6 separate regions of the Homo sapiens genome follow, and regions 1, 2, 3, 4 and 6 are each linked to region 5. Evidence: chromatin loops called from intact Hi-C (ENCODE). Cell type or tissue: PC-9. All regions are shown on one strand.

Region 1 (5,000 bases), 100 kb after region 5:
CCTCCCTCCCAGACGGGGCGGCTGGCCGGGCAGAGGGCCCCTCACTTCCCAGTAGGGCGGCCGGGAGAGCCCCCTCACTCCCGGCAGGGCGCTGCGGGGCGGGGGGCTGCTCCCCCACCTCCCTCCGCACGGGGCGGCTGGTCGGGCGGGGGGCTGTCCCCCCACCTCCCTCCGAGACGGGGCGGCTGGCCGGGCGGGGGGCTGACCCCCCACCTCCCTCCTGGACGGGGTGGCTGGCCGGGCAGAGGGGCTCCTCACTTCCCAGTATAAAGGAAAGAAGTTTAATTGACTCACAGTTCTGCATGGTTGGGGAAGCCTTGGGAAACTTTCCATTATAGAGGAAGGTGAAGGAGAAGCAAGACACCTTCTTTTTGTTTTGTTCTTTTTTTGAAACTGAGTCTCGCTCTGTCACCCAGGCTGGAGTGTAGTGGTGCTATCTCGGCTCACTGCAAACTCCGCCTGCCGGGTTCACACCATTCTCCTGCCTCAGCCTCCCCAGTAGCTGGGATTACAGGTGCTCGCCACCACGCCCAGCTAATTTTTGCATTTTTAGTAGAGACAGGGTTTCACCATGTTGGCCAGGATGGTCTCGATCTCCTGACCTTGTGATCCACCCGCCTCGGCCTCCCAAAGTGCTGGGATTACAGGCGTGAGCCACTGCGCCTGGCCGCAAGACACCTTCTTTACAAGGCAACAGGAAAGACAATCATCAAGAGAAGGGGGAAGAGCTCCGTATAAAACTGTCAGATCTCATGAGAACTCACTCACTATCACAAGAACAGCATGGGGGAAACTGCTGCCATGATTCAGTTCCCTCCCCCCAGTCTCTCACTTGACACGTGAGGATTATGGGGATTACAATTCAAGATGAGATTTGGGTGGGGACACAAAGCCTAACCATATCAGTAGTTTAAGCATCACTTTCCCCCATTTTGGCCCCAGGTGGGATAGATCAGCAGACAGGAGGGTTGCAATGATTATGCTTCAACAAAGGATGCCGTCATTCACCCATAGGCTCTGTCACCAGTGGAATCCTGTCTCTAAGCCATCGGGCCAAACACACGTTCCCTGTTGTTGGACACATAGTGGTGACCCAATGACACTCTTATGAGGATTTGCCTGCCTCCGCCTGAGCAGGTGGGTGGTTCCACGCTTCCCAACTCCACTGATTTATTTCCTCAGGCCATCCTGGATTCTGGCTTCACCCCTGTTAGTGTGCTGAGGCCACACTTCTTGGGCCCTCCTCCGGTCCCATGCCACATCACTAACCACAGCTGGTCTCCTCAAATTTGGTATGTGTCCCGCCCTCTAGTTCCGGGCCAAATCCTTCAGACTCTAGATTCGTGAACCTCATTCACCTTCTTCTTCTAAGCTAATGCCTCCCTACCTTGGTCCTTTTCTATTTTCTGTACTCTCTATCTTGTCCTGGTGACAAGGCCCTCCAGGCCTGGCCCCACCCGGCCACCCTGTCCACCTCCCACCACCATCCACTGGCTGGTGCAATCTGCTGTTCAAGGCATAAATTTATTCAGTGCCCAGCCCCTCCTTCTGCAAGGTAACCACCTAGAAAGTTAGTCTAACACCCTTTCTCTGCCCTGTGTGGGGAGCCTGTGGAAGCTGGTCTCAGGATCTGGCTGGGTAAACCATCTGTTTACCTCTGTGTGGGTTCTGACACTCCTAGCCAGTTCTGTTTCTCTGAACCTTGTTTCTCCACTCTGCTTGCCAAGTCCCTTTGTCTTATTTTTTTCTCCCTCTCCCTCCTTCCTTCCCTCCCCCCATCCTTCCTTCCTTTTTTCCTTCCTTCCTTCCTCCCTCCCTCCCTTCCTCCCTTTTTCCCTCTCTCCTTCTCTCCCTCCTTCTCTTCTTTCCTTCCTCTCTTCCTTCCTCCTTTCCTCTTTCCTTCTCTCCCATTCTCTTCCTCCCCCTCTCTTCTTCCTCTTTTTATTTTTGTCCCATGCTTTAGGCCTTCCTTGGCCCTTCCTGGCATTGCTTTTCCTGACAGCAACACTCAATAATTTTTAAAAAGCACCTGAGCCCTTTGTGTTGACTGATGCCACCTCTGTTGTGGTGCAGATTTGTTTTAGAGGCAGATGTCCAGGGACGCTGAACACTGAAATCCATCCTGCAGAGCTTGCTGTAGGCAGAGTAAAGAAGTTTGCTCTGTAGTTTTCCCAACAGCCTTCTCAAATCCATGGGAGACGTCTCAGACACCTTGTATTTAATAGACAAGGAAATGAGCTCAGGAGATTTGCCCCAGGTTGTAAATTAAATCAGCACAAAGGTAGAAATGAACACAGAGCTCTCAGATTGGAAGCTGTCCAGACAGCTGCATGGAGCAGGGGCACAGCTCACTGTCTTTCAAAGCCTCAACCAGGGCTGTTGCATCTCGGACACTTGGCAGTTACTGGAAAGTCATGTTAGGCTTTCCTGTTGATTCTTTATCTTGTGGAGGAGTTGCACAGTCAATGCCTTGTTCAAGATTAATCATTTTCCCTGTTGCCTATGACTGAGGCTGTTTCTCACATCCTGCCCCTGGTTTTGCCTGTCCCAAGGATTTCGTCTGAAGGGCGGGACATTCCCCCTGCCTCTTCGCACCACAGCCAGAGCCTGCCATTAGGACCAATGAAAGCAAAGTACCTCATCCCCTCAGTGACTAAGAATCGCAGTATTTAAGAGGTAGCAGGAATGGGCTGAGAGTGGTGTTTGCTTTCTCCACCAGAAGGGCACACTTTCATCTAATTTGGGGTATCACTGAGCTGAAGACAAAGAGAAGGGGGAGAAAACCTAGCAGACCACCATGTGCTATGGGAAGTGTGCACGATGCATCGGACATTCTCTGGTGGGGCTCGCCCTCCTGTGCATCGCGGCTAATATTTTGCTTTACTTTCCCAATGGGGAAACAAAGTATGCCTCCGAAAACCACCTCAGCCGCTTCGTGTGGTTCTTTTCTGGCATCGTAGGAGGTGGCCTGCTGGTAAGTCATTCAGGATTATTACTGAATTCTCTCCTGTTTCCTAGATGTTTTCATTATGTATTTTCATGGAAAGTTTTTTGTAATGCATATTTCTAAATCAAGTGACTTTTTTGTTGCTGTTCATTCCTTTGAAAGCAGATTATACAAAAGCGAGATTGGTACAGTATAGCGTAGTAATTTTATGAGATGTTGTTTTACAAAATGCTCTTTCAACTAAAAGTGAACTGCCTTTTTGCTAAACTCTATAGGTAGGAAACAGATATTCGCTTTTAAATCAGATTTGAGAGACTATAGAGTTTCTACTAGAACGGGCAGTCATTTAACATTTGCTCTGGGGAGCCGGAAGGGGTTGGCTGGTTCTCTGCCTAAATCAACAGTTTTGAATCCAAATTCTCTGCTGTTTATTTTCAGCCATCTGTGATAGGGAAAAATAATGAATTGTGAGTGCATTGCTATTTTAAAAGAACTCTAAGCTTTCTCCTTTATGTAAGGCTGGGGTGTGGCGTCTAGGAAAAACCCTACAGTTAGCAGCAGGTCGGTGTCTGAAGCTAATAGTGGAATGTGTTATTTTTTCCAAGAATTGTTTTTGATTGAAGTGAGAGGAATTTCCCTGCCAACCTGGGAGCTGAAAGCATTAGCTTCAACCACAGCATGGAAAGAATGTGAGCAAACTTAAGTTTGCTACTTTAAAGTGCTGGGATTAAAAATTTTAAGGAGAAATTTTATGGAATGGTACCATACGTGATAAATTTTCTTAATCAAGTAAAAGATAGTAAAACATTTAAACCTAATACACTGATTATGGCATGGCAAATCTGCCCTAAATTATTTATTTAATGAGATTTTATTTAATTTTATTTTATTTAATGAGACGGGGTTTCGCCATGTTGCCCAGGCTGGTCTTGAACTCATGGGCCCAAGTGACCCTCCTACCTTGGCCTCCCAAAGTGCTGGGATTACAGGCATGAGCCACAGTGCCCGTCTGCCTCAAATTTAAGCATTATTATCATGTTAACATGATTATTTGTCTTAAACATAACATCACACTTAAGTTTCTTTCGATCTTGAACCTGAAGTATTTCATATTTACTATATTTTAAGAGCTTAATATTGTTAAGTTAAAACTATGCATTTGTATAATCAAGGAAGCAGTTAATATTTATTATATATAGCTTTCATGTCTCCCATTTACAAAAAAGTTTCAGTTATTCTATTAAAGATTTGTTGGTATATTCTGCATTTTACAAGTGGAAAAAATCAGATTTAAAGAAAGGGTTTAATATTTCCAAAACAGAGTTTGTTATCTGGGGTCGTGTGATAAACTCTTGTGGAATAAACACGTTTACAGTTTATTATTTTACTCCTCCCATGTTACATCCTCACCCTAAAAAATGCTTTGACAGATTACATGAAAACAAGCAGATATGACATTTAAATGGTCTTTTTCTCCTCAGAGGTTTACATTCTTTGAGATATCTGGTCAACCTAATCAAAGCCAGTTAATGTCATTGGAAATAAATATATTTTACCAAGAGATGCCTAACCTGACCCATATGAGCCTGAGCAAGACAATGACCTGACTTTGTTTGTTTCCTAACCAGATGCTCCTGCCAGCATTTGTCTTCATTGGGCTGGAACAGGATGACTGCTGTGGCTGCTGTGGCCATGAAAACTGTGGCAAACGATGTGCGGTAGGTCCTCCTGCCCTGGTGGTGAAAATGACTCCTAAGATGTAGCTGTGGCACTCTGTGGCTCACTTCCTGTGTGTCTGCTTTTCCCTAGATGCTTTCTTCTGTATTGGCTGCTCTCATTGGAATTGCAGGATCTGGCTACTGTGTCATTGTGGCAGCCCTTGGCTTAGCAGAAGGACCACTATGTCTTGATTCCCTCGGCCAGTGGAACTACACCTTTGCCAGCACTGAGGGCCAGTATGTAATTACTCTCTACATGGCTACACATTTTTATCCACCACATGTATATAGTGGCAGCTCTATCAAACCAGATAGGCATCCACTTATCCATCCAT
Region 2 (5,000 bases), 200 kb after region 5:
CAACAAAGTTTGGCTAAGTAAACTTAAATAAAGTGAGTTATGTTCTTGAGCTGTAACCAAGAATATAATCAAATGATAGTGACCAACTTTAAACACTGCTGTACCAAAAGGCTGATCTACTGAGGGCTATTCAGGGAGGAACAGAAAGGACTGGAACAATTATTTTCATCCTGACAAACAATAGTATGTAACATGACCTAGGAAAAAGTGCTTGACCCTTCACCCTTCAACAAGAAAAAAAAAATAGAAGCCAATTTTCCTAGTCACCTGTTGAGAAGAACCAAAACAACAAATATTTACCAATACCATGCTCTACCATTTTCGTTGTAGCTCTCAGTGGGCTGAGAGCTAACTTTTTCCATGTGCCTGCTCTGTGTCAAAGTAGAGGCCAGGTCCTCGCAGGAGCCATGAACTTTAATTATTATTACCCTTATATTACAAATAACAGGACTCTGGGTCAGAATGATTATGCAGCTCGTCCCACATGACACAGGTAGTAAATGGTGGAGTTGAACTGGAGGTAGATCTGCTTGAATTGAATATAGGAGATTTTTTTGCACTTTTTGGGGTACCTTGTGTAGAAAAAAAAATGCCAGCTGAATCGCTCCTTTGCTATCCATATTCCAGGGTAAAATTAATGTTCCTATGAGAATGAGGTAGAAGTCATAGAATGTTGGGAAGAAGGGACCTTTGAAAGCTCATTTAAAGAATCCCATTCCCACCTGGTGGGTGGGTCCTTTTACAGCTGCTGGTCCAGGCCACAGTGACAGGATAGGCTTTAAAGTTCTTCCATATACAGAGCTAAATTTATGGGCCTATAGCTTCCAACTATTTGAATCCAGTTGAGTTTCTTCCTTGAGGCAGAGAGCCCATGTATAATCCTTTTCTCTTGTGACACATTGTGTTTGACTGGGGTCTTCTTGCCAGCCCTTTCAATTGTTTCCCAAAAGGTGTGGGATGTGAATCTCTTCTCTTGGTTCTCCTGTGGGTGGTTTCTCCCATTGCCAAGGTCCCTCCAGGAGACCCAGCTTTTCTGAATTCCTTCCAAGATCTGCTGGTGACTTTAAATCTGCCAAAGCACTCGGTGGCTCAGGCAAGGATTGTGTAAACAATCCTAAGTCATGGAACGTGATCTACTCCTTAAGAGCTAAAGTAACCTTAAAGTGAGGCTAGAAACATATAGATGGTTCAGCCCAAAGAATTTGGTATGTCTTTTAAACCAAAATGCCACATATATTACTTGCTACATTTATATTTGATCTCTTCATCCAAAACTCCAACACTTTTTGGAGTATTGACATTTGGAGTATGTGGCATTTTCTTAAATAGGTATTGATATCTATATGTACACATGGGAAAAATACACTTTGATTTTGTGTGTTTTGAAAAATAGGCTGGGTGTCGTGGCTGATGCCAGTAATCCTGCCACTTTGGAAGGCCTAGGTAGGCAGATCACTTGAGGCCAGGAGTTTGAGACCAGCCTAGCCAACATGGTGAAACCCCATCTCTACTAAAAACACAAAAATTAGCCTGGTGTGGTTGCACACACCTGTAATCCCAGCTACTCAGAGTCTGAGGCCCAAGAATCACTTGAACCCAGGAGGCAGAGGTTGCAGTGAGCTGAGATTGGGCCACTGCACTCCAGCCTGAGCGACAGAGTGAAACTCTGTCTCAAAAAAAATAAGAAAGGAAAAAAAAGAAAAAAGAAATTATAGTATGTTTGTATATTAATAGAATATCCAAAATAGGTAGGAAAAGCTATGCTGAGGTTAAAATGAAAGAACTAGACTTCTAGGTACTGACATAAAAGACATCTAAGATATATAGTTGAGGAATAAAAGCAAGCTACAAAATTATACACACCATGTTCTTTTAATTTTTTAAAAATTTTGGTGGGTATATAGTAGGTGTCTATATTTATGGGGTACATGAGATGTTTTGATACAGGCACGCAATGTGAAATAAGCATATCATGAAGAATGGGATATCCATCCCCTCCAAGCATTTATCCATTGAGTTTCAAACAATCCAATTACATTCTTTGTTATTTTATGTATATTTGTTATTATTGACTATAGTCACCCTGTTGTGTTATCAAATACTAGGTCTTACTCATATATCATATGATTGTGTTGTCTTAATATTTCTAACCATGGGTTTCTAAACCTAAATTAGAGTCTAACTTTTGAAACACACTGTGGCTTTCCAATTCTAAAATCTCAAACAATACCTAATAGTAATAGATATTACAATACATGATGATACCCAGATCAGATCAATGGCTTATAAACATTCCTTCTCCTTTCCTTACTTATTGTATTCTCAGCCAAGGCACTCTATTTGTTCAATAAATTTGACATTTAAATCTAACATTTCTTGGTATCTCCAGGAAACAGAAAGAATAAATGCTTCCTATCTAATCTTCCTATCCTAATCTGTAGGAGTTATAACCTACTGGAGTAAAGTAAATACCACATGGAAATTTAAGCAACAGTCTGAAGCAGGATGTGGTTTGTTGACAGTCTGTGTCACAGCTGGTAAATTCAGAGAGGGGCATGTTTCTAAGCTGAAATGGTCAGGGAAGTCTTCACTGAGAAGGTGAAGTTTCAGTTGAGCCTTGAAGAATGGGAAAAATTTGGATTAGCCGAGAAAAAGAGAGGCTGAGGGAGGCAAAATCAGACTGGGAAATGGGCACAAATAAGATGAGATAAATTCAGAAAGCACATTATAACAACGAAGGAACAGGAAGTACTGTAAATAACACTTGTTAAATGTTGACTATGCATCAGCTTCCTTGTGTGTCCGCAAGCTCCTCTGTAAGATGGCTGTCATTGAATTTACACAACTTCCTAACTGGTAGGTAATATTATCATTTTATAAATGAAGAAATGAAGTTACATAATTACACATTGCTGATAACTGACAGTGCTAAGAGTCAAACACAGGCTGTCTGATTCCAGGTTTTCTGCATTCTCTCCCACCTCACACTGTGTTCCTAGTAAGAAAACTCCCCAAAGGGAAGGGATCCTATAAGTGAATTTTGGGGACAAATCTGGAATATCAGAGATACCAGATTGGGGCCTAGATTACATGGATAGTCTTAAATGCTAAGAAATTTGAGAATAACTTAATGAAAGTCTTAAATGACAAGAAATTTTAAATTATCATCTAGTAGAAAAACTTGATAAAGGTAGCATTTCAAGAATTTTCCGGGAATGGTACGTAGAATGGACTAAATAGTAAGAAAGTGGAGGCTGGAGACTAGACAGAAGAATATTCCTATATTTTAGGAATAGATAATCATTATCAAGGGACAGTGGATGATGGGCAACCTAACGATCCAGTGTGTTGTGCAACATTTCACCTCACCTGACAATGAAATCCAAAACCACTTGGAATGGAAATGACATATATGTTAATGAAGACAGATAATGTATGTCAGTAGACACAAATGAAAGAAGAAAGCCTGGATTATAAAAGGTAGGCAAGCCCTACTCAGTTAACTTCTCCAGGCTCAGAATTTGAAAATGAAGGCACTTTTACCATTGACCTTTCTGTTTTTTATTAGTTCTCCAGGTTGGGCAATAGATAGGCACTGCTACATAGGCATTGAAGAAAGCATTTGGAACTATGCTCCTTCTGGTAAAAATATGCTCAATGAAAAGCCTTTTTCTGAAGACCTGTAAGTAATCCTTTGCATTTAACAAGTTATTATCTGAAGCAAAAGTTGGTAATTGTTGATCATTGATGAAATGCTGATGAAAACTTTCTCATGATTGACACTTGCAGGACACATATGCCATTAGAACCACTTCGTTTGTTTAGTTCCAACATGGTATGGAAAAGAGGTAGTAATACAAATCCAAAATTGCTCTTTCCTGGAATGATCGCCACTCTTGTCTTCCTGACACGTTATTTTGCAGATCACAGCTAATTCTGTTTATCATTAATTTTGTTCACGTGATAAGGTATAAAACAACACTTTCCTTTTGATATGTGTGTAGCTGTTTTCTCGATTTTTCTCTTCAGATAATTGAGAGAGGGAAATATAGAGGACATGAGTGGGGTTCTGATTTACCACGGTTTAAGAGCAAAACACCTTAATGCTACCAACAAATCCACAAATCCATTTAAATGTGTAAACAGTCCTAAATCATGGGAACTGATCGACTACTTGAATGCTAAAGTAACCTTAAAGTGGGGTTAGAAACATAGACACAGTTCAGTTTAAAGAATTTGGCATGTCTTTTAAACCAAAATGCCACATGTTTTACTTACTACATTTGTATTTGATTTCTTCATTCAGTATTTCAACACTCTTCTCACCAATTATACCTGTTTTTGACTCCCATCACATTTTCTCCAGCCTCTGGGTTTTATCTGCCAAAATTAGGCTGTTGAGCTTCTGACTTTTCATTTAGCTTATTTAACACTTTGTTTCTTTCCAGTCAACATTTGTTAAAGTTCTGTCTTTTTTGTTTGTTTATAGAGAATTTCTACAAGGAGGTCAAGCGAGGAAGAGCTTTGTTTTTAAAAAGGCTTTGTATTTTCAATATTGATACTGATAATACATTTCAAAGGATCATTGAAAAACCATCCTGGTTGGGATTTTTAGGTCCAATGATTAAAGCAGAGACTGGAGACTTCATTTATGTACATGTAAAAAATAATGCTTCAAGAGCTTATAGTTATCATCCTCATGGGCTCACCTACTCCAAAGAAAATGAAGGTAAGCAGATCCTCTTTCCTGAGTTTTGCTTATGGAGAGTATGAGCACATTGCATTAGAAAAAGCCAGGTAATCATGGACTGGTCAGCATTCTGAGCTACGTGGAGTTTAGAGTGGATGCAGACTCTACTTCTGATGTATTTAAAGTTTATACCCAAGACAGTCCTTTTTTAGTTTCTCATCTTAATTGAGTGACAGCCCTTATGCAATTCCTAGGAAATAAAACACTTTTCCCTTACTCACCAGAAAAGAAAAAAAAGGTGTTTTTTTGT
Region 3 (5,000 bases), 140 kb after region 5:
CAGTAGAATTCTTATTTGATAGGTTTGTATGCCCATGTGCAAACATATCTTATCTGAAAAATTATTCCTGGAAAAGATTCTACTCTTAAATTATCTCCGCGTTCAGTGCCACCACCATATTATAGGTGTTCCTCATTTATAAAAGATGGATGTCTAGTATTTTTTATTGATTAGAATTAAGAAATCATTTTTATACATTTTAATTGTTTAAAGAACATATAAAATCAATGAAAAATATATCCCAAGGAAGTGCTTCGAGACAGGCATGCCCATGCCTATATAGACACAGAGAAACTTAACTCTGTGTGATCCTAGAACACAAATTTTTTATTGAGAATCCTTTACAGTTTTTAAAGTTATACACATTTAAAGTTAATAATATTTGTGCCAAATTAGCCTCTGCCTCCATTCAAGTTGCTATAATGAAATATTTTAAACCCACTAATTTACAAACAACAAAAATTTATTTCTCACAATTCTAGAGTCTGAGCATGTAACTGAGTGTCTACTAGGGTATTCTTTTGCAACTACTTTTTACAAAAATTTCAGGAAAGTGGAAAAACTAGTACAATGAACATTCAGATTTAAGTCCAACAATTGTTAATATTTTGTCACATTTGCTTCATTTATCTATCTACCATTCTTCTCCTCCTCTTCCTCCTCCTTCTCCTTATTCTTTTGCTAAACCATTTCAGGGAGGAAGACATATGCATCTCCAAAAATTTAGAGCAACTCCTTCATAACACCATCATTACATCCAAGTTAATAACAACCTTCTAATATTGTCTAATACGGTCTACATTCATACATTCGTATTTTTCCAATCATCCCCAAAATGTGTCTCACCATGTTTTGCCAAACCAATATCCAATCAAGCTTCACACTGCATTTATCTACCAGTGAATATCTAGCTTTTTTTTTTTTGTAACAGGATCTCACTCTGTCACCCTGGTTGAAATACAGTGGCACAATCACGGCTCACTGCAGCCTCATTCTCCCAGGCTCAAGCGATCTTCTCACCTCAGCCTCCCAAATAGTTGGGACTACAGACATGTGCCACCATGCCTGGCTAATTTTTAAAAAATTTTATGCAGAGACGAGGTCTTGCTATGTTGTTCAGGCTGGTCTCTAACTCCTGGGCTCAAGTGATCCTCCTGCCTCAGTCTCCTGAAGTGTTGAGATTACAGGAATGAGCCACCACACCTGGCAACATTTAGCTTTGATTGAGGCTCAGTTTACCTAGATACTTGCATCTTAACCTTGAAGACTCAGTTTTGTCCTCCAGACTTCCAAGAAATCTCACTTGAACTCCAGCTCCATTCAAGGTTCCTGTGTCTTTCAAAAAGCCTATGGTTAAATCTACTGGATATTCAACATTTTGTATTACGAATTTGTTGTTTAACTTTTTTATTTCCTCAACTAGACTCTGAGCATTTTGAAGGAATGGGTGTTCTTTGCCTCAGTCATCATGTGTCATCATGTAAATGTTCAATACACGTTTTAAGAATAAATGACTGAATACAGTTCCTTCCTCCCCTACTATGAAGAGCTTGAATAAATAAATTAATTCTAGGAGGCTGGGAGCCAGTCAGAAGGGAGTAAAGGGAGGTTCAACAATGGTCTGAGAGGACATTTCAAATACAGAAAGCTGCTTTGGGGAACTTTGAATAGAAACAGGAATACTCTTCTCCCTGTCTCAGTAGGGAAAGAGCTTAATGTTTATCATTAGTTAGAGATAAACCTGGAATTTATTGGCACTATGGACATTTTGGCCAGATAATTCTAGAGAAAGGATTATAAACACAACAGTCAGGAAAACTGCATCAAAACAGCACACTTCTGTTTACACAGCTGCCCTGCTGCTGCTTGTCTAATGTGTTTTTAAGCAAACATTCATTCCCAGTGGGTCCCTAAATTGGACCCAGACCAGTGCTTTATGCCCATGCTCCATGGAAGAAATCACAGTTTATCTACTTTAAACTCTCAAGGTGAAATTTCTCCCTGAATATTAGCCTTTTCTGCTGTTAAAAAGTCATATTCATGGACAATTTCTCTTTTGGATAAACTTTTTTTCAGATATTTCCTTCTTCCCCACTTCCCGTCACCTGTGGGGCTAATTCCAGGATCTTATATTAACTGATTTCAAAGTGAAGTGACTCAGAGACTGCATACCACGACTATTTTAGGTGGAGTCTTTCCTCCTGAGTCACCCTGTCCCCTGGTAGCAGGCATCCTGCGGATTTCCTCCCCTCTGCTGTGGAGAACAGGAAGCCAAGGCCAGAAGCAGCCAACAAGCACGGCATCCCAGTGGCTCCTCCCAGTTACTGGAGGACCAGCAAGAAAATCCTGATTTAGTAAGAATTCTTTGGCAAAAAAATTTGAGAGTTTACCGGAGGCAAATGGCTTCAAGAATGTTATTTATGAGCAAACATATTTTTTTCCAGAGGCAGGTTAAAAGTGTTTTCTTAGAGATGAAATTAAGTAAAATGTTGAGTTATCTGGGGAGACTTCATTAGCTGTTTTCACTAATAGGGTAACCAAAGACAAATAAATTACTCAACTCCCTTTTCAACAATTTTATCAAGTTTTCCAGCCAGGAATATCCTCTTCATTCACTTCTGTCATTCTTCTGGAACCATCTTCCAAATAACAATTGATCATGTACTTCCTCACCAAGTCTTCATAACAACCTGTGACATGATACCGTCAGTAGAGACATCATCGTTTGAGGCTGGACAAAGACTAGGGAATACTAGCCATGCATGTTGTTCTTCTCTGACCCCATCTCCACTGCAGACATCACTAATCTATCTAGCTAATCTGTATATCTCTCCCACCGAAACCAGTGTGCCTTCAAAATAGCACTGTAGGAAGCTACTACCAAGGAATTAGAACCTCCAAATTTGAAACCAATTTACAATGAAGAAGAGAGGGGTAATGCACAACAATGTTATCAGGCAAGGGTGAACATGGTGGAATAGCATAAAGAATGTGAAAGTCAGACTTAACTTCTAGTTTCTGAGCAAGTTTTTAAATTTCTTTTGTAGAAAAATCCATGTTCTACCCAAAAGACACACGTATGCTTATCACAGCACCATTCACAATAGCAAAGACATACAATCAACCTAGGTGCCCATCAGTGGTAGATAGGATAAAGAAAGTGTGGTAGATATACACCATGGAATACTAGGCAGCCATAAAAAGGAATGAAATCATGTTGTTTGTGGCAACATGGATGCATCTGGAGGCCATTATTCTAAGTGAATTAATGCAGGAACAGAAAACCAAATGCCTCATGTTCTCACTTATAAGTGGAAACTAAGTATTAGGCACTCATGGACATAAAGATAGCAATAATAGACACTGGGGACCACCAGAGTGAAGAAGGAGGAAAGGATGGACTTTAAAACTACCTATTGAGTACTATACTCACTACCTGGGTGATGGGTTTGGGGCCTAATGGTCCAAAACTTCAGCATCCTGCAACATACCCATGTAAAAAACCTGCACATGTACCTTCTGAATCTAAAATAAAAGTCAAAATTGTTTTTTAAATAACAATAAAGTAAAAAGGACGGTTTTCTTCTTACATCCATTTTTTTTATACATGCAAAATAGGGTTAATAATGCCTTTACCTTAGTGTTATTGTAAGAATTCATTTTTCGGCTTTTTGTTTTTAATGCATGTGAAAACTTCTAGCACAGCGCCTCCACATAGAAGATACTCAATAGATGTCAATTTATCGTAGTTAATTGGAAGGAGACCCTGACTGAGAGTGACAGCTCACTTCACTGACACTGAAGATTCCTGGGAGCCACAGCACTTTTACAAAGCAGACAATGCTCAATGATTCTGCTCCCCACAAACATTAACAAAATGTAATCTTAGTCACTGCTCTCCAAAGAGCAAAATATTGACAATAAAAAGTTTTTTTTAAAGTCAAATCTCAATTAAGTTAAACCTCCTTAGAACCTTGCAAGTATGTCTAGTAGAACACAGCTACTTCTGGGTTTCCTGGTAGCCAATGACCCCCTTCAGCGATTATTCTGCTCCCACCCTTTCTTAATTCTCGTTTCAGTGCCTGTTAGAACCTCTATGAGAGAAGGTTTCACATCGAGGAAAACGAAGAGCCAAATCAAACATTTTCATTTTTTTTTAAATTCTGCTTAAAAATCACTGGGAAGGGGAGTGGTGACTATTGGATTAAGAAACTGTAAATTTCAATGCTAGATGATATTTCCATCTCCCACCTGCAGTTCAGTCCCCCTCAAGGTTACTTTCTTTTTTTAAAAATTTATTAAGTAATTAGTTTATTTTTTATTATTATACTTTCAGTTCTAGGGTACATGTGCACAACGTGCAGGTTTGTTACATATGTATACATGTGCCATGTTGGTGTGCCGCACCCATTAACTCGTCATTTACATTAGGTATATCTCCTAATGCTATCCCTCCCCCTGTCCCCCACCCCACGACAGGCCCTGGTGTGTGATGTTCCCCTTCCTGTGTCCAAGTGTTCTCATTGTTCAGTTCCCACCTATGAGTGAGAACATGCAGTGTTTGGTTTTCTGTCCTTGCTATAGTTTGCTGAGAATTATGGTTTCCAGCTTCATCCATGTCCTCACAAAGGACATGAACTCATCCTTTTTTATGGCTGCATAGTATTCCATGGTGTATATGTGCCACATTTTCTTAATCCAGTCTACCATTGATGGGCATTTGGGTTGGTTCCAAGTCTGCTATTGTGAATAGTGCCACAATAAACATACATGTGCATGTGTCTTTATAGCAGCATGATTTATAATCCTTTGGGCATATACTCAGTAATGGGATGGATGGGTCAAATGGTATTTCTAGTTCTAAATCCTCCCTCAAGCTTATTTTCTTTCATTCCTTGAAGAGTCTAGCACCTGGCTTTCTAAATGTAGTCATTCTCTCCCAAACTGACATTGTCTAATTTTTTATTTTAGTATTCATTATAAATGATAATTCCAATACA
Region 4 (5,000 bases), 87 kb after region 5:
TGGATGAGAAAAGAAGCTGGAAATACCAGTTATTCCTTTCTTAATAACTGACCTTGTTATTCAGCTCTTCAGAAGCCACAGGAAATTTTATCCCTCTCCTCTCTAAATCCCACCCCCACCACATCCACTGGCTGCCCTGTTCTGTTCTGCAGCATGGAGATACCCAAAGCCCAGTCTTGGCAGTTGTCCCAGTTTTCTTCATCCTGTTCATGACTCCAAAGAAAACACATCTCTCACTCAACAACAAACTGGCAGTTTCTGTTGAGAACTCAGATATTTTCCCAGAGTCCGCCGTAAAAATAATAAGGTTATATTTTAATTTTAAATTATTTGTTCATGCAGATTCTTTTGGAAAGACCTTGCTATAGTTTTGTTGATCATACAAAGAACCTTTTAAACAAAATATTTTCCAAAAATATAGCAGGCTTCCTTCTGCTGACACAAATCTCAAGAAGAGTCAGCATTTGTTATAAGGCTCTAAACAAATATTTATAAACCCTGCTTAAATTTGTTTTGAAACTTGCATAATTTTGGCAATCATTACTCATGCTAGTATCATCACTCAGGGCTTGGCATTAACGTTTTCTTCAAAATATTTTACTTTTATAGTATAAATTTACCCTATATTGCCAAAGATGTATTGGACAAGGGTGGTCATCACTGTACTGTGCTGAAACTTGGCTTCATTTTTGAAAGAGTGGAAAATTTATCAGAGGAGTTTTGGGAAGATGAAATATTTCAGTGATCTAATCCCATAATATTTATGACCTCTTACAACTAGTAGTGATTAGGCCCCACTTGTGACCAACAAACTAAAAATTTACCCTCATTCTATGAATAGGATTTTATTTTAAAATAATTATATTATGAAAACATAAAAAATATTTGAAACAAAAAACTTGTGAATATTCACATACTTCATTGCCCATTAAGAACAGTTCCACCAATGCCTAGTTGACTTGTAACAATTTGTGTGCAGCAAAAATAGAGAGACAGGGCTGGAGTGCGCTTGTTCTGCATTAGACTAGGCTAATGAGAAAATGCTAAAGGTGTTGGAAAAGGCAAGAGCCAAAGAAGCCTTAGAGAGAAAGTTATGATTGGGGGTTCAGAATAGGAGATTGAGGGCATAGAAGCTACAAGGCTTGCTGCAGAGCAGGCTGAGGCTCCACAGAGGAGGAGAGACAGGACTCGACCAGGTGTTGCCTTGGGGCTATGTATGAATCTCCTGTACAGACTCCAGTAAGGAGTTCTTAAGTGTTCCCTTTTTTAAATTTAATTTTTGAATAGATTATACTTTTGCAAGGTTCAAAATTTTTAAAGGTCCTGTAGGTTTTATCAGGAAAAAGTCTCCATAACACTCCAGCCCCAAACCACCCAGTTCTCATCCCCAGAAGCCACCAATATTATCAGTTTACTGTGTGTCCTCCAGAGCTATTTTATGCACATACAAGCAAACAGACATTTGTATATATTCACTCTCTCTTTCATTTTTTTTAAACAAGTAGCAGCTTGCTACATAAATTATTTTGTATCCTGCTTTACTCTCTGTAAAATATCTTGGATATTGTTTCATTTTATTAGGCAGATTCTTCATTCCTTTTTTTTTTCAGCTGCAGAGTATTCACTATAGCAAGGTACAAATGGTTTTTGGTCAGTTTCCACTTTTGGTTGCTTTGATCATTTGCTATTATATACACGATGCTGTAAATTTTTAATTTATTTTGTGTCATGAACCCCTTTGGCAGTCTGGTGAAGCCTATTAATTTCTTCTTAATAAAATATTTTCAAGTGCATGCAAAATTCTCAGGATTAAAAGGAAACCAATTATGCTGATATATAGGTATCAAAATATTCTTTATATAAACATTTATTTAGAAATATATGTACTTATTTATTAAAACTTAATAAGATCTAGCAGTGGATCAAATTCTTGTAATTTCAAAATATGAGTGAGCATAAATGCTGTTTCAAAATATCTGCAACAATTGTAATGTGATGTAAAATATCTGTGATTTTATTGGTAACAAAGGCATAGGCTGATACTATCATGGTTTCCTGCTTGCTTTCATAATTAAAGGAAATGACAAATTTTACTTAGAGTTAAGAAACCCTGCCTTATACATACATCATTTCCCAAACACTCAAGTGTATGTGTAGGGTATATTTTTAGAAGTGTTTTAAATTAGCAACTGCAAATAAATTTATAATTGAATACATATTGCCAAACTGCTGAAAATGCAGTCGTTCTACCAACACTGAATAAGGGTATGTTAACAAGCATTTTAATCCTTGCCAATCCGAGAGATGAAAAATAATATTTTGGTGGTTTTATTTTGCACTCTCTTGTCAAAAGCAAATTTGAACATCTTTTCATATATTTATGAACCATCTTCTTTTCTGTGTGTTCATACCCCTTGCTCATTGTACTATTGGTTTGTTAGCAGGTTTGCTGTGTTGCAAACGCCAGGGGACATCAGTCACAGAGACCTGAATGTACACAGCACCCCCTGGAGTTGGCAATGCGGAGGCTCTGGCTGTTGATCCCAAAGAAGATTTAAATTGCAGTCCATTATATTTTTCTCTCAGACTTCTGTTTCTTTGAATATTCCAAATAGATTAAAATATAATCTGGAATCTTAAGTGCCTTAGTCTTATTTAGGTAACAATACTATCTAAGAAAAACTCTAGAAGAATTCACAACAAATTGCTAACTATAGTTATCTCTGGCAGAGGAAGTAGCATGGGAAAGGCGTGGGAAAATTTTTTACTTTGACTTTTTTTTCACCTGTGTACTTATGTATAATTTGTGTGGAATAAATAAAATAATAAATATACATGATAAAATTTCAAATAAAAGTTAAAAAAATTACGGGGCACTCCTCCTTGAGCCTATATGATGGTTTTGAAATACTATTCAAAAAGAACCAGGACTTCTTAGAGAAATGACTGAGTGCAGGTCTCGGGCAGGAAATGTACAAGATGAGCCTGGCACCTCTTATTAATACCACATAGCAAGAAAGGTACGAAGATGACTAGGGCCATGGCAAAAGGACTCATGAACTAACTTGAAGAGGCTTCTACTGACCAAAGACAGAGCAACTTAAGCATCAATAAAGATAATAACTGCAATGGCTATGATGAAATACATTATGAATGCATAAAGTTCATACTAATGTTAAACAAAATGAAAATTAATTGGTCATACTGGGTAGATGATGGGGAACTAACAAATTATTTTAAAAATTGGTAAATCCAGGCAAAGAATCTAGCATTTATTGTAACTTTTTTTTTTTTTTTTGAGACAGAGTTTTGCTCTTGTTGCCTAGGCTGGAGTGCAATGGTGCGATCTCGGCTCACTGCAACCTCCTCCTCCCGGGTTAAAGCAATTCTCCTGCCTCAGCCTCCCAAGTAGCTGGGATTACAGGCATGCACCACCACTCCCGGCTAATTTTGTATTTTTAGTAGACACAAGGTTTCTCCATGTTGGTCAGGCTGGTCTCAAACTCCCGACCTCAGGTGATCTGCCCACCTTGGCCTCCCAAAGTGCTGGGATTACAGGGCACCCGGCCCTATTCTAACTTTTTAATGCAAACTGAGTCTCCAGGTCATCAAATAATAGACAAGGAGAAGTTTCCTTTCATAAAAAGTAATCCAGCTAATAAATTAAAACAGAATGAGAAAATTCATAATTCCTAATGAATGATTATACCCAGGCATTGGCCACCCACAGCTGTGAGCTTTACCAAAAGGAAAACAACTTGGCCTTAGGTGCATCCTAATGAAAAAGCGCAATCCCACATAAAAAGTGGTTTTGCCAAATACAGGAAAAAAAAAAAAGAACCAAAAAACTTTGAATCTGATGAAGTGTCCAGGTCCAACGGCCAATTGGCGTGTTAAGCAATAGAAGAGGTTTCCAGTCTGTGGACTGCGGGAAACTCTACAGCTTTCTTCAACAAAGCAACTGAAAGGGAGAGAAAAAGAGGTAGGTGGAGGGGAAACTTCAGAGACTATCAACCAATCATGATACGCAGACCTTATTTGGATTTTGATTCAGATATACAAACTGTATAAACAAAGCAACTTTTATAATATTTACGAAACAACTGGAAATTTCAACACTGAAAGGATATTTGATGATATTAAAGAACTTGTTTTACTAATTTGTAATATTTTACATAATGCTATGAGGATTATGTTTTTTCAAAGTGTTCATTCTCTTCTAAAGATACTAAAAAACAGATGAAATAATACTATATCTGGAATATGCTTCAAATAATGTGGGAATAGTTGAGGTATCAAAGCAGATAGATTGGTCACGGATAATTGTTGGAGCCAGGTGAGGGAAATCGATGGGGCTTTATATTATTCTAATTTTGTATATGTTAAATTTTTTTTAAGTAAACAAAATCATTAAACATCAATTTGTCCTGAAAAGGGACATTGTATCACAAGAGGGTCTGAGAAATACCCTTTTGTTTTGTTGGTTTTTTTTTTTTTTTTTTTTTGCCAAATTTGGCAGTAGGGAGTTGAACTAACTCATTTCTTTTAGGCCCTATACATGTGTTGGGATTTTTTTTAATCGGAATTTAAAAATTCATGTTCCTTATGGATCAGAAATGTTCCTGTCTGCATTCCATAGGAAGCAGCAGCAATGTCGTCGGGCAGCCTGGGGTTCGGGAGGTGAGTTGATGGGTTTGGAGAAGGCATGTGCTGACTACGGGCTTCCCTGGGAAACAGATTGTGGGTGGAGATGAGCTTGCAGGTTGTCTCTCAGGGAGTGCCCTCAGGATCATCCCTATGAGGGGAGAGGAGTGAGAGAAGCAGGGCTGGGCAGCAGATGAACTCTGATGCAGTTCAACGGAGGCCTCGGCCAACCCCACAGACAGCTGTGGAGCTAGGATGGCCCTACCGAGTTTGTCACTTGAGGCAAGGAAGCCAGGTATAGTCCGCCTCCTCAGTGGTTAGAGATGGCTTCTCCTCAGGGAGGGGCCATGGCTTGG
Region 5 (5,000 bases):
TCTTTTTTTTGTTATAGTTGATTTTAAATAGAGATGGGGTCTCACTGTGTTGCCCAGGCTGGTCTCGAACTCCTGGTCTCAAGCCATCCTCCTTCCTTGGCCTCCCAAAATACTGGGATTACAGTACTGGGATTACTGAGCCATCATACCTGGCCTACAATTCTTACTGAGAGTTTATATGGCTGGTTTTCTGTTTCTTAGCCGCCTCCATGCTCCAACCAAATTTCTGTTCAGTTAGATACAGCTAGTATAACTCTAGGACGAGAGCAAGAGAAATCTTACACTTAGGGCAGTTTCTTCTAATGCTACCTACCACCCTTTCAGAAATAGGTTCTGAGTGGTCTGGAAACATTTGTTGACATATGGCAGATTGAGTTGTCTTCATGAAAGTCCAGGTTGTCACAGAGAAAAACAGATTCTATGAAGGAGGGGGGTCTTGGCACATTTTATGGATAAATCACAGGAAGAAAGATACATGCTGCGTCATGTTGCTTTAAGTTATTTCACATTGGGAAGTCTTAAAAATGATAAATTCTCTAGAATAAATTCTTAGAGATATGATCAGTCAAAAAGCCAGCATAGAATAACTTCAATTTATCATGGGTTTCATGACACAAAATGTTAAAAGAAAGAAAGGCCGGGCTTGGTGGCTCATGCCTGTAATCCCAGCACTTTGGGAGGCCAAAGCTGGCAGACCGCTTGAGCCCAGGAGTTCGAGACCAGCCTGGCCAAAATGGTGAAATTCCATCTCTACAAGAAATACAAAAATTAGTGAGGGGTGGTGGTGTGTGCTTGTAGTCCTAGCTACTCAGGAGGCTGAGGTGGGAGGATTGCTTGAGCCCAGGAGGCAGAGGTTGCAGTGAGCTGAGATTGCACCACTGCACTTCAGCCTGGGCAACAGAGCCAGACCCTGTCTAGAAAAAAAGAAAAGAAAGATTCTTGAGACCAAGTTGAGTACATTAGAGGGTAGACACTTCAAAATTGGTATTATTTACAGTAAATAGGCAAAAGTCCTGGGATATCTCTGGAAGGAGACAGTAATTGAGAATAGTGGGGACCTCTGAGGAGGGAAGTTGGCAGACTTTGGAATCAGATAAGGGAGTCTTCCTTTGCGGTTTTTGTGCTATGGGCATACTCTACCTGGTCTAAGTGAATAAATGGTGAAGAAGGACACTACTGTGTTGTTGTCAAAGGTATGGATTACAGGCAGATGGATCTGGATCTGAGTTCTGGTTCCTCCCTCATGATCTTGGGAAGTTAATCTTTTTTATTCCAGTTCTTCTTCTGTAAAATAAGGCTCATTAATAAGTACCTGCCTTACAGATAATATGTAAGATAGCCTAATTAGTAAAGGCACACACCTCTCGAAAATCAGATCATCCCCACGTGGGATAGGCTGCTAGTAATCCCCAGTGCCTCACTGATAGGACACCTAGAATTATTTTTCCTGTTCCCAAGGTTTGGATAATTTCCCATGACATTAACAAGCACTTGATCAATGTCATTATTATATTATAGTATTTTTGTTATCATATCCTCACACACACTTACTTTCCACAAATACAGAGAGCATAACTCTGGAGAGAAAAAATTCAACGGGCTAATTCCCTCGCAGCTGCTCAGTGCACATATTCTGCTCACATGGTTAAAGAAATGTATATAGCATACACTGCAAATGTTTCCCTTGAAAGAGTAGATAAGAAGGCCTGAGATCATATGTCCTCTAACTCACCAATTGCCAGCTTGAAGATCTCCCTTTCTGTTGGGCTCTGGAGACAGACAGGTACCATCAGATCCCAGCTGTCTCCACACATGGTGTGTCCTGGGGTCATGTAGGTGCTTATGTTGGCCAAAGCATGTCCTTAGGGCATGGACATTCCTCCTTAGTAAGGAGGAATAGAGATTACCTGAAGTGTTTTTTCTTCTTAAAAATTAATATCCTCTATTTTTTGCCTGTGCTAGGCTTGGGAAGGGAGTGGGGGAAGTGGCAGTCAGAAACTTAACTTGCAGTAGCCCCAGTTTCCTCATTTATAAAATGAGGAGTTTAATGCTGAATTCACAGGGTTATTGTGAGGATTGAGTGTGATAAATATGGAAGCCCGTTTCCTCTCCTAGGTGTTCACTTACTTCATCCATCCAGCAAGTACTTATTGAGGATCTATGTGTCCTCCATACCCTAGGCACTTAGTTGGTACTTCCCTTACACCAAATGCTTGCAAAATCTTCCCCTAGAACTTACAACATCCTTATGAGAGACAGTAACTGCCAGGATCCATTTTGTAGCAGAGGATTTTGAAGCATAGAAAATATTTACTGAAGATGCCGGCGTGGTGGCTCACTACTGTAATCCCAGCACTTTGGGAGGCTAAGGCAGGCAGATCAAGAGGTCAGAAGTTTGAGACCAGCCTGGCCAACATAGTGAAATGCAGTCTCTACTAAAAATACAAAAAATTAGCTGGGCGTGGTGGCCGGCGCCTGTAATCCCAGCTACCCGGGAGGCTGAGACAGGAGAATCGCGTGAATCCAGGAGGCGGAGGTTGCAGCGAGCCGAGATCGCGCCAACCTCTTGCACACCAGCCCGGGCAACAGTGCAAGACTCTGTCTCAAAATATAAATAAATAAAAATAAAATAAAATATGTAGAAGTAGAATAAAAATAGGAGCTTAGGGAGAAAACATCTGGAAAAAAGAAGAAATAAAATTCCATACTTTATTTTTTTTTCTTTCAATATATTCCATTTCTCTAAAGGAAATGTCTTTCTAAAATATTCCTCAAGTTGGCTGTCATTCCAAGGAATGAGGAGGTAGATTAGGGATGCTTTTGGCCTGCAGGACCTCTGCAAGAGGGAGTCCCCAGAAACGCTCACTCAGGAGGTGTCTCTAGGGGGCACTGATGAGCCAGGCACGGGAAGAAGTGCTGACCACAACACACAGACCGCATTAGGACCTGACCAAGACCTTTCTTCAAAACAGGGAGGTTGATCATCTGGCCCTGCCTGTGGGTGGGGCGGGCCTTGATCTATCTAATATGCTTTAAGGATGGTGAAATACATGCCTACCCAACACATATCCTCATCAGTCTACCTTTGGTCTCATTATTAAAGACACTCCTTTGAGTCAAATCCAAGATTTACAAAAGGCTCTTAATAAAATACGTACTTAACATAAACGAGTTGACAAAATTAATTTGCTCCCCCACTGCGCCCCAAGAGATCCATTTTTTAGAAGGATTAGAGGGCAAGAGATGCTGACCAGCCACCGACATGCTGCCAAGAAGCCACTGGGAATCTCGGGTTTGGGAGGAAGAAGCTGTGACCTGAAAACAAACCCAGGCCGGGGTTCTTACTATTTTTGCTCCAGGGCTCACTTTTCCCGGCTCTCCTTTAGCCTAATTTATTTGAAAGAGCGCAGGCCTTTGGAGCTCAGCTTCAGTCTTGCTCTGCCTCAGAGGAGAGCCATTTTCTCGGCTTTACCAAGAAACTATGAATCAGGTGATCCAAGATTCTTTCCAGCTTATTGTCTTGCTTTATCTCTGCAGCCACCACATCCTGCTTCTCCTATCTCCTACTTGGTTTTGCTACCCGAGGAAAGGGAAGAGAATGGTGCAGTTGGCCTCTGGGGAATGTTCCAGAAAGATATAATGCAGATGAGAGAAGAGAGAGAGGAACCGGGAAAATAAATGACAGAAAGCAGACTGTAGAGAGGACAGAGGATTCAGCCCAGCAGCTGGTGGCCCAGTCTGTGTCTGCCTCACAGGCCTTTCCACCTGCAGGGCTTCCTATGCAATGCTCCCTATTGCAGTGCTCCACAGAAGCCCCGTGTCCCCGAAGGAGCTGGGGCCTGGAGGGGAATGCGTGAGCCTTTGGAAAATAATTCAGAACTTCAGCAGTTTAGTTCTCCCCAAATTAGTCTGCAGTTTTTGCTTCTTGTCTGACAAAATGCAAATACCTCATTTTGGAGAAATGATTAGCCAGGTGAGGTGGTGAGCACCTGTAGCACCAGCTACTCAGGAGGCTGAGTGGGGAGGATTGCTTGAGTTCAGGAGTTCCAGAAGTTTGGGACCAACCTGGGCAACATAGTGAGACCCCCCAATAACCTCAAAAAAAAAAAAAAGAAAAGAAAAGAAAAAGAAATGATTATTGTTTGATGCTCCAAAGCCTTAGAACATAACATTAAGCAAACAAGAGTCTGAAGCAGGGGGCATGAGCTCAATGGTCTTAGGGGCAGGGAAGGGACCCTAACTGAGTAGAGCAGCCAGGGTGGGCCCTGTGGAGCTCAGCCAGGCCCAGTGAAGGGTGCTGTTGTGCCAAAATGCAGGCTAGGGGTGCCAGATTAATTTTTTATTTCTTGGGGAAAAAATGTTCTCTCTCTGAATTTTTAAAAATTGGGAGCTGATTAAAAAACAGAACAATCGGCCAGGCGCAGTGGCTCACGCCTGTAATCCCAGCACTTTGGGAGGTTAAGGCAGGCAGATCACCTGAGGTCAGGAGTTCGAGACCAGCCTGGCCAACATGGTGAAACCCCGTCTCTAACAAAAATACAAAAAAAATTAGCCGAGCATGGTGGCAAGCACTTGTAATCCCAGCTACTCGGGAGGCTAAGGCAGGAGAATTGCTTGTACCCAAGAGGTGGAGGTTGCAGTGAGCTGAGATTGCATCATCTCACTCCAGCCTGCTGGGGGACAAGAGCGAGACTTCGCCTCAAAAAAACAAAATAGAACAAAACAAAAAAATCAAAGACAAGAAATCCTTCTGCTGGCTACCCAGCATGTGGTCGACCCTGGCCCAGGGCAGCCGTGCTAGGTGCCTTGGTTTACAATCTGGCACAGCTGGTCCTTTGATGGACACTGCCTCATGATTTGGATGGTCAGTTGGTCATTTGGAGGAGTTATCCTCAATTCATGCCAAGGGCAGGTTCCACATGGAGGCTTAGACAGCCCCCACAGACAACCTATATTGGGAAGCCCAAATATTTCAGATCCTATTGACTCAAAATTTTTTT
Region 6 (5,000 bases), 130 kb after region 5:
CAAACATATACTGACTGGCTACTCCTCATCAAGCCGAATAATGAGGATGAAAAGAAAGCTTTTATTTTCCCAGTGTATGAGAAGAAATCCCTGTTACAAAATGCAGATAATATGTTTCATCAATTATAAGATGCACATTTTTGTCACCCGATAACATACCTGAAATTTGCGTGTATCTTACAATTGAGGGCAGGTCATAGATTCATTAGCAGCATTTTTTGCCCTTTTAACTATTTCATAGACTAGCTCATGGACAGAAGGGCTCATAGATGGGTCATCTTCAAATTGAGGCATCTCAGATTAAGTTAAATATGACAGTAACTATCTCTCAGGATTGTTCAGGGGGTAACCTTGGAAAAGCACTTATTCATTATTTACTGCTACATAGCAGATTACTTCAAAACATAAGAGTTTAAAACAACAGTTTTTTTCTCACAGTTTCTGCGGGCCAGGAATCCAGGAGCAGATTAGCTCAGGTTCTGCCTCAGGGTCTCTGAAGAGGTTACAGTCAAGGTGTCAGCTGGGTCTGCTGTCATCTACGGCTTGCTAGTGGAGGATCCACTTCCAAAATCACCCACACAGCTGTTGGTAGAAGGCTTCAGTTCTCCACACTGTGAGCCTCTCCACAGAGCTTCTTACAATAAGGCAACTGGCTTCTTCTACAGTGAGTGATGAGAAAGAGAGCCCAAGATGGAAGCTGCAGTCTTTTATACCTAATCTTGGAAGTTACCTATTATTCCTTCTTTCATATCCTATTGGTCACACTGGGCAACAATAGTACAAGATGGGAAGGGACTACACAGGAGGCAGGGATCACTGGGAACCACCTTGGAGACTGGCCATCGTAGAACTCAACACACTGAATGATGAAAATAAAATAAGAAATAAGTGTTAGTTTCTTTCCTTTTTACCTCATGTGGATGCTGTTGAAAGAGATTGAGTCTACACTTGAATTTGTATTATCATCAAACTCAATAACTTCAGTCTATGTCAACTCCAGTTGTATATCTGGAGTGGCAACTGGAATGAGAGAAAGATGCTGAAGAGTGTATTTTGTGTCTGACTAGTTGGTATTGTTGGTGACAGATGAAGAGCTTTCACCTATCTTGTATCAAGTTGGAAAATCTTAGAATTTTACTGATATCTGTTTGGAAAGAAATGCTGAAAAAAGCTAACTTAGGCCCTTTTATGTCCTTCTGGCTTCTGTCATATGAGGACACAACAAAAAGGCCCTCATCAGACACCAAATTCCACTGTTTTGACCTTGGACAGCTCAGCTTCCAGGCACTGTGAGAAATAAATTTCTATTGTTTATAAATGACCCAGAGCATAGTATTTTGTTATAGCAGTACAAAAGGTTTAAGATAGGTCACAAGGACAACTCACTGTGGCCCCGGAGTTGAGATATTTTGACAGTCCATGCAAAGTCTATCTACCTAATTCAGTGGGTAGCTGGAACAGACCACTGTGATTGGCCAACTGAACAGGATCACATGAATGCTAGAGGGTAGTTCTCAAAAGGCAAGAAAAAGGAGATTCCAGGTGGTCAAAACAATAATACATGGTTGCTATGAGTGGACATGGTGGGAACCTCACAAGTACCTGGGGTGGAGAGAGGGACATGGAAAATAGAGAGCAGAGTGAGGTGGCTCCAATGACCAGTTGCAATTGGAACTCAGTGGCCCCTGGTCAAATGCTTGTGTATTCAGTGCTGGAAAGTAGAAAACCAGTGCAGATGCTGACAGACCTAACTTAACCACCCACCTCGACTCACTTCCAGCTTCCATCCAGTCTGTACGTAATTCTTCAGCCTTCCAAACCTAATAATACCTCCAGAAATGGAGACACAGGATCATGCTGTGGAAAGAGCAAGTACTAGTAGTCAGGGCCCTCAGTCTCACATTTGCCCCTGACTTGATCAAGTTCACTTCCTTCTCAATAAACATGGCATTAGGCCAGACAATATTTAAGCAGAGTATGGTGGAAATGTGGGCAGGTCTGAGGGTGGGGAAAATAAAAGGATAAAATACCCCTGAGGGATTAGATATATTTAAAATCACAAAGGTATTATATCACAGATCTATAACTTTACTAAAATATAAAAATGAATGAAAATATATTTGGTATTATTTTATCTTAGCCCTGTAAGAGAAGCTAATTTTCTCTTGTGGCTCTTCAGTTTTTAGTAAGAGAAGTGCAAGCAACTTTTTCTTATGGGCCAGGATGAAAAATAGCCTTATGAACTCCCAGGAGGAGTTTTTTCTTAAGGGGATACATATCATTTAAACCACAGAAGAGAGGTAAGTAAAGGGTGAGTAACCTAGATTGTCTAGAAAAAGGTGGTATTAGAGAGACCCTTTATGTTTTCTGAGTTGCAGAGTTGTGTTGGAAATAACACTGCCACCTATCCCTTGGCCATGATTAGAAAGAAACAATGGGAGGCAGTTCTGTAAACAGTGGAATCCATTTGACTCAAAGCTTCTGGGGCCAGCTCCGGTGTACGTAAACTGATTTTATGAATTTAAAGGGCTGCCACACTGGGGCCCCGGGCAGAGCTACATGTTGTGGGAGGCCATTGTCCTCCAAAAAGGGCCATGTGGCCCCAGCAGGGACTGGCACCACCGCCCCACCCCCGGCTCCTCACAGCAGAGATGTTTGGTGAACCAACTGGTCTTCAACAGTGACACCGTGTGGTCTAGAGCAGTAAAGACAGCCCTGACCAATGATCTCTCCCCTTGGGTTGAAGATGCCTGGCTAGCCTAAACCCAAACTTGGGCCGTTGAGAGGTACACTTCAGGAGGGAGGCACTGACCTTCTAAATACTAGGGTAGGCAGGGGATACAGTAATTTGTTTTCAGAGTTGATACATTGAGTTGTTGGAGCAGTTCCTATTGGTTAAATCAAACGTTACAAGTTGACTTTACTTATATTTCTGAAAATTCATAACTACATAATATTGACTTTTGCAAGTTCTTGGGAGCCCTTGAGCATCACACTCCAGGCCACTGAACACAGCTTCATTTCATTTCTTGTTTCACTTCATGGTATGCAAACTTGTTTTTTTGTTATTGTTGTTGTTGTTTTTAAAAAGGAAGAGGGAAGAGTGGGATGACCCAATTTTTGAATTTCAAATAACACTACACTGAATTATTAGGTTTTTCTCTAACGTATCTTTCAGTTGAAATGTCTACAATTTTATATGGAACTGTTTAATTTTTAAAGAATCTCCTGGGAAAGTTATTCATGCCACTCACTATGGTCTTATAGTTGGAATGTTTGATTTTATTTCTAGTTGAACACCGCAGTCTGTTTCTTATGGCATTTTTTAATATATAGGAATATGACTGTGTGAATTAGTCAATGTCTATAGTTCATGTGGTTTAGAGTGTTAGCCCCAGTAAGTGTCAGGCATTGTTCTGGGCATGGAACAGACAGCAGTATAGACCAGAACACAACCTCTCCACTCAAGGAATCTACTTGGCTGGAGAGAAGCACAGGACAGTTTTAGGAGCAGAGAGGAGGAAGATCCGAGCTAATTTCAGTTGCTGCCACTAACTTTGAGAGACATAAAGGCATGTACAAATACCGAAAACCAAAAGTAGAACCAGTTCATGAAATCAATAATTTACATGGGAGGGAATGCTGCTCAGAAATTGTCAGGTGTTGGAGTCAAGGATACTTGGTTTTGAATCCCAGTTCCACATTTACTAAATGTGTGATCTGAGCACATCACCCTATGTGCCTCAGCCTTCTCATCTGTGATTTAGAAAGAATATACATCTACCTTAAAAGAGGTTTAAATTAGATAATACTGGCAAAGTGAAATACTGAGCAGGATTGCTTTATAAATTGAGCTTTATTATACTCATGAAATTGAAACAAAAATTTGTAGATCAATCAGATCATCGATGCATTTTTCTTATGTTCAAATCAAGAGTTGAATCCATTTAATAAAGAGCTACAGGTTTAGACCAGATGAGATTCACCATTGTTAAAAGAAAAACTTTCTAGCTGGGCACAGTGGCTTATGCCTTTAGTCCCATCAACCCAGGAGGCTGAGGTGGGAGGACCACTTAAGGCCAAGAGTTTGAGACAAGCTTGGTCAACATATCAAGACCCCATCTTTAAAAAATAAAAAAAAAATAGCCAAGTATAGTGGCCCACACCTGTAGTCCCAGATACTTAGGAGGCTGAGGCAGGAGGCTTGAGCCCAGAAGTTTGAGGCTGCAGTGACCTATGATCATGCCACTGTACTTCACCCTGGGTGATAGAGTGAGACCCTATCTCTTTACAAAAATTTAGACAATTTAAATTTAACAGAGTTTAATTGAGCAAAAAAGGATTCACGAATTGGGCAGCCTCCTGAACCAAAATAGGTTCAGAGAGACTCTGGCACTGTCGTGTGATGGAAGAAAATTTATGGACAGAAAAAGGAAAGTGGCATACAGAAAACAGAAGTGATGAACAGAAATAGTTGGCTTGGTTACAGCTTGGCATTTGCATTATTTGAACATGGTTTGAATAGTTGGCCACCTTTAGTGGCCAAAACTCAGTGACTGGTAAAAGAGTAAAAGAGTAGGTAACAGCCTGTTTAGACATCCAGTTAGGTAATAGTTCATTATGTATGGAGAAAACTTTAGGCCAGATTTAAAATATGTAAGCAGGCAGCTTTAGGCTGAACTTAACTGAACACCATATTTCTCTAATTCTATGAATCTTGACCTCAGCTACACATTAAAATCACCTGGGGAGTTTTAAAAATACTATCACCTGGGGAGTTTTACAAATACTATCACCTGGGGAGTTTTAAAAATACTGTCGCCCAGACCTCAACCCCAAATAGTGTGATACAATTGGTCTGCAGTACGCTTTGGGGTTTAGGATTTTTAATCAGGAGTTAATGTGCAGCCAGGGTTGGGACCCACTGGTTTAACTGACTATGGAGGTTGAGCAGATCTACGCTTGGGTCACAGGCAACCAGAGCAGTTGCTGATGAGAAC

What was found. Peaks named below come from ENCODE experiments on the same cell type or tissue, not always from the same donor. Only the 100,000 strongest peaks of a DNase experiment are listed, where the experiment ranks them.
Region 1: a loop joins it to region 5, with 6 times the contacts of the local background. A loop is called at or near these places in 10 of 110 quality-filtered maps.
Region 2: it touches region 5 in a loop (8-fold over the local background); 22 of 110 quality-filtered maps call a loop at or near these places.
Region 3: it touches region 5 in a loop (6-fold over the local background); 60 of 110 quality-filtered maps call a loop at or near these places.
Region 4: it touches region 5 in a loop (9-fold over the local background); 82 of 110 quality-filtered maps call a loop at or near these places.
Region 6: it touches region 5 in a loop (12-fold over the local background); 62 of 110 quality-filtered maps call a loop at or near these places.

Annotation. Positions count from the first base shown.
Region 1 is chr3:149,375,345-149,380,344 of GRCh38, reverse strand. It overlaps TM4SF1 (transmembrane 4 L six family member 1), which reads left to right and starts at 2,696. Exons shown (of 5, transcript NM_014220.3): 1 at 2,696-2,974; 2 at 4,576-4,665; 3 at 4,757-4,902. The coding sequence starts at 2,798. TM4SF1-AS1 (TM4SF1 antisense RNA 1) reads right to left here and starts at 2,567. Exons shown (of 2, transcript NR_109810.1): 1 at 2,030-2,567. In PC-9, no CTCF peak of the experiment used is centred here; a DNase peak (open chromatin) is centred at 2,514; H3K4me3 peaks cover 3,989 bases; H3K27ac peaks cover 4,314 bases.
Region 2 is chr3:149,275,192-149,280,191 of GRCh38, reverse strand. It overlaps the pseudogene CPHL1P. Among named protein-coding and RNA genes, the nearest start is that of TM4SF18-AS1, 7.1 kb to the left of the region's middle. In PC-9, no CTCF peak of the experiment used is centred here; a DNase peak (open chromatin) is centred at 2,521; H3K27ac peaks cover 1,785 bases.
Region 3 is chr3:149,337,332-149,342,331 of GRCh38, reverse strand. No RefSeq gene overlaps it. Among named protein-coding and RNA genes, the nearest start is that of TM4SF18, 6.2 kb to the right of the region's middle. RefSeq lists enhancers at 1,624-2,823, 4,120-4,289. In PC-9, no CTCF peak of the experiment used is centred here; a DNase peak (open chromatin) is centred at 2,291; H3K4me3 peaks cover 1,206 bases; H3K27ac peaks cover 3,155 bases.
Region 4 is chr3:149,391,046-149,396,045 of GRCh38, reverse strand. LOC105374151 (a long non-coding RNA gene) reads left to right here. Exons shown (of 3, transcript XR_924574.3): 3 at 2,445-2,634. Among named protein-coding and RNA genes, the nearest start is that of TM4SF1-AS1, 16 kb to the right of the region's middle. In PC-9, a CTCF peak has its summit at 2,481 (motif pointing left); a DNase peak (open chromatin) is centred at 15; H3K27ac peaks cover 2,898 bases.
Region 5 is chr3:149,478,479-149,483,478 of GRCh38, reverse strand. All of the region lies in intron 2 of TM4SF4 (transmembrane 4 L six family member 4), which reads right to left. Among named protein-coding and RNA genes, the nearest start is that of TM4SF4, 6.3 kb to the right of the region's middle. RefSeq lists an enhancer at 2,783-3,077. In PC-9, a CTCF peak has its summit at 2,879 (motif pointing right); a DNase peak (open chromatin) is centred at 2,968; H3K27ac peaks cover 899 bases.
Region 6 is chr3:149,350,345-149,355,344 of GRCh38, reverse strand. No RefSeq gene overlaps it. Among named protein-coding and RNA genes, the nearest start is that of TM4SF18, 19 kb to the right of the region's middle. In PC-9, CTCF peaks have their summits at 2,512 and 2,711; a DNase peak (open chromatin) is centred at 2,684.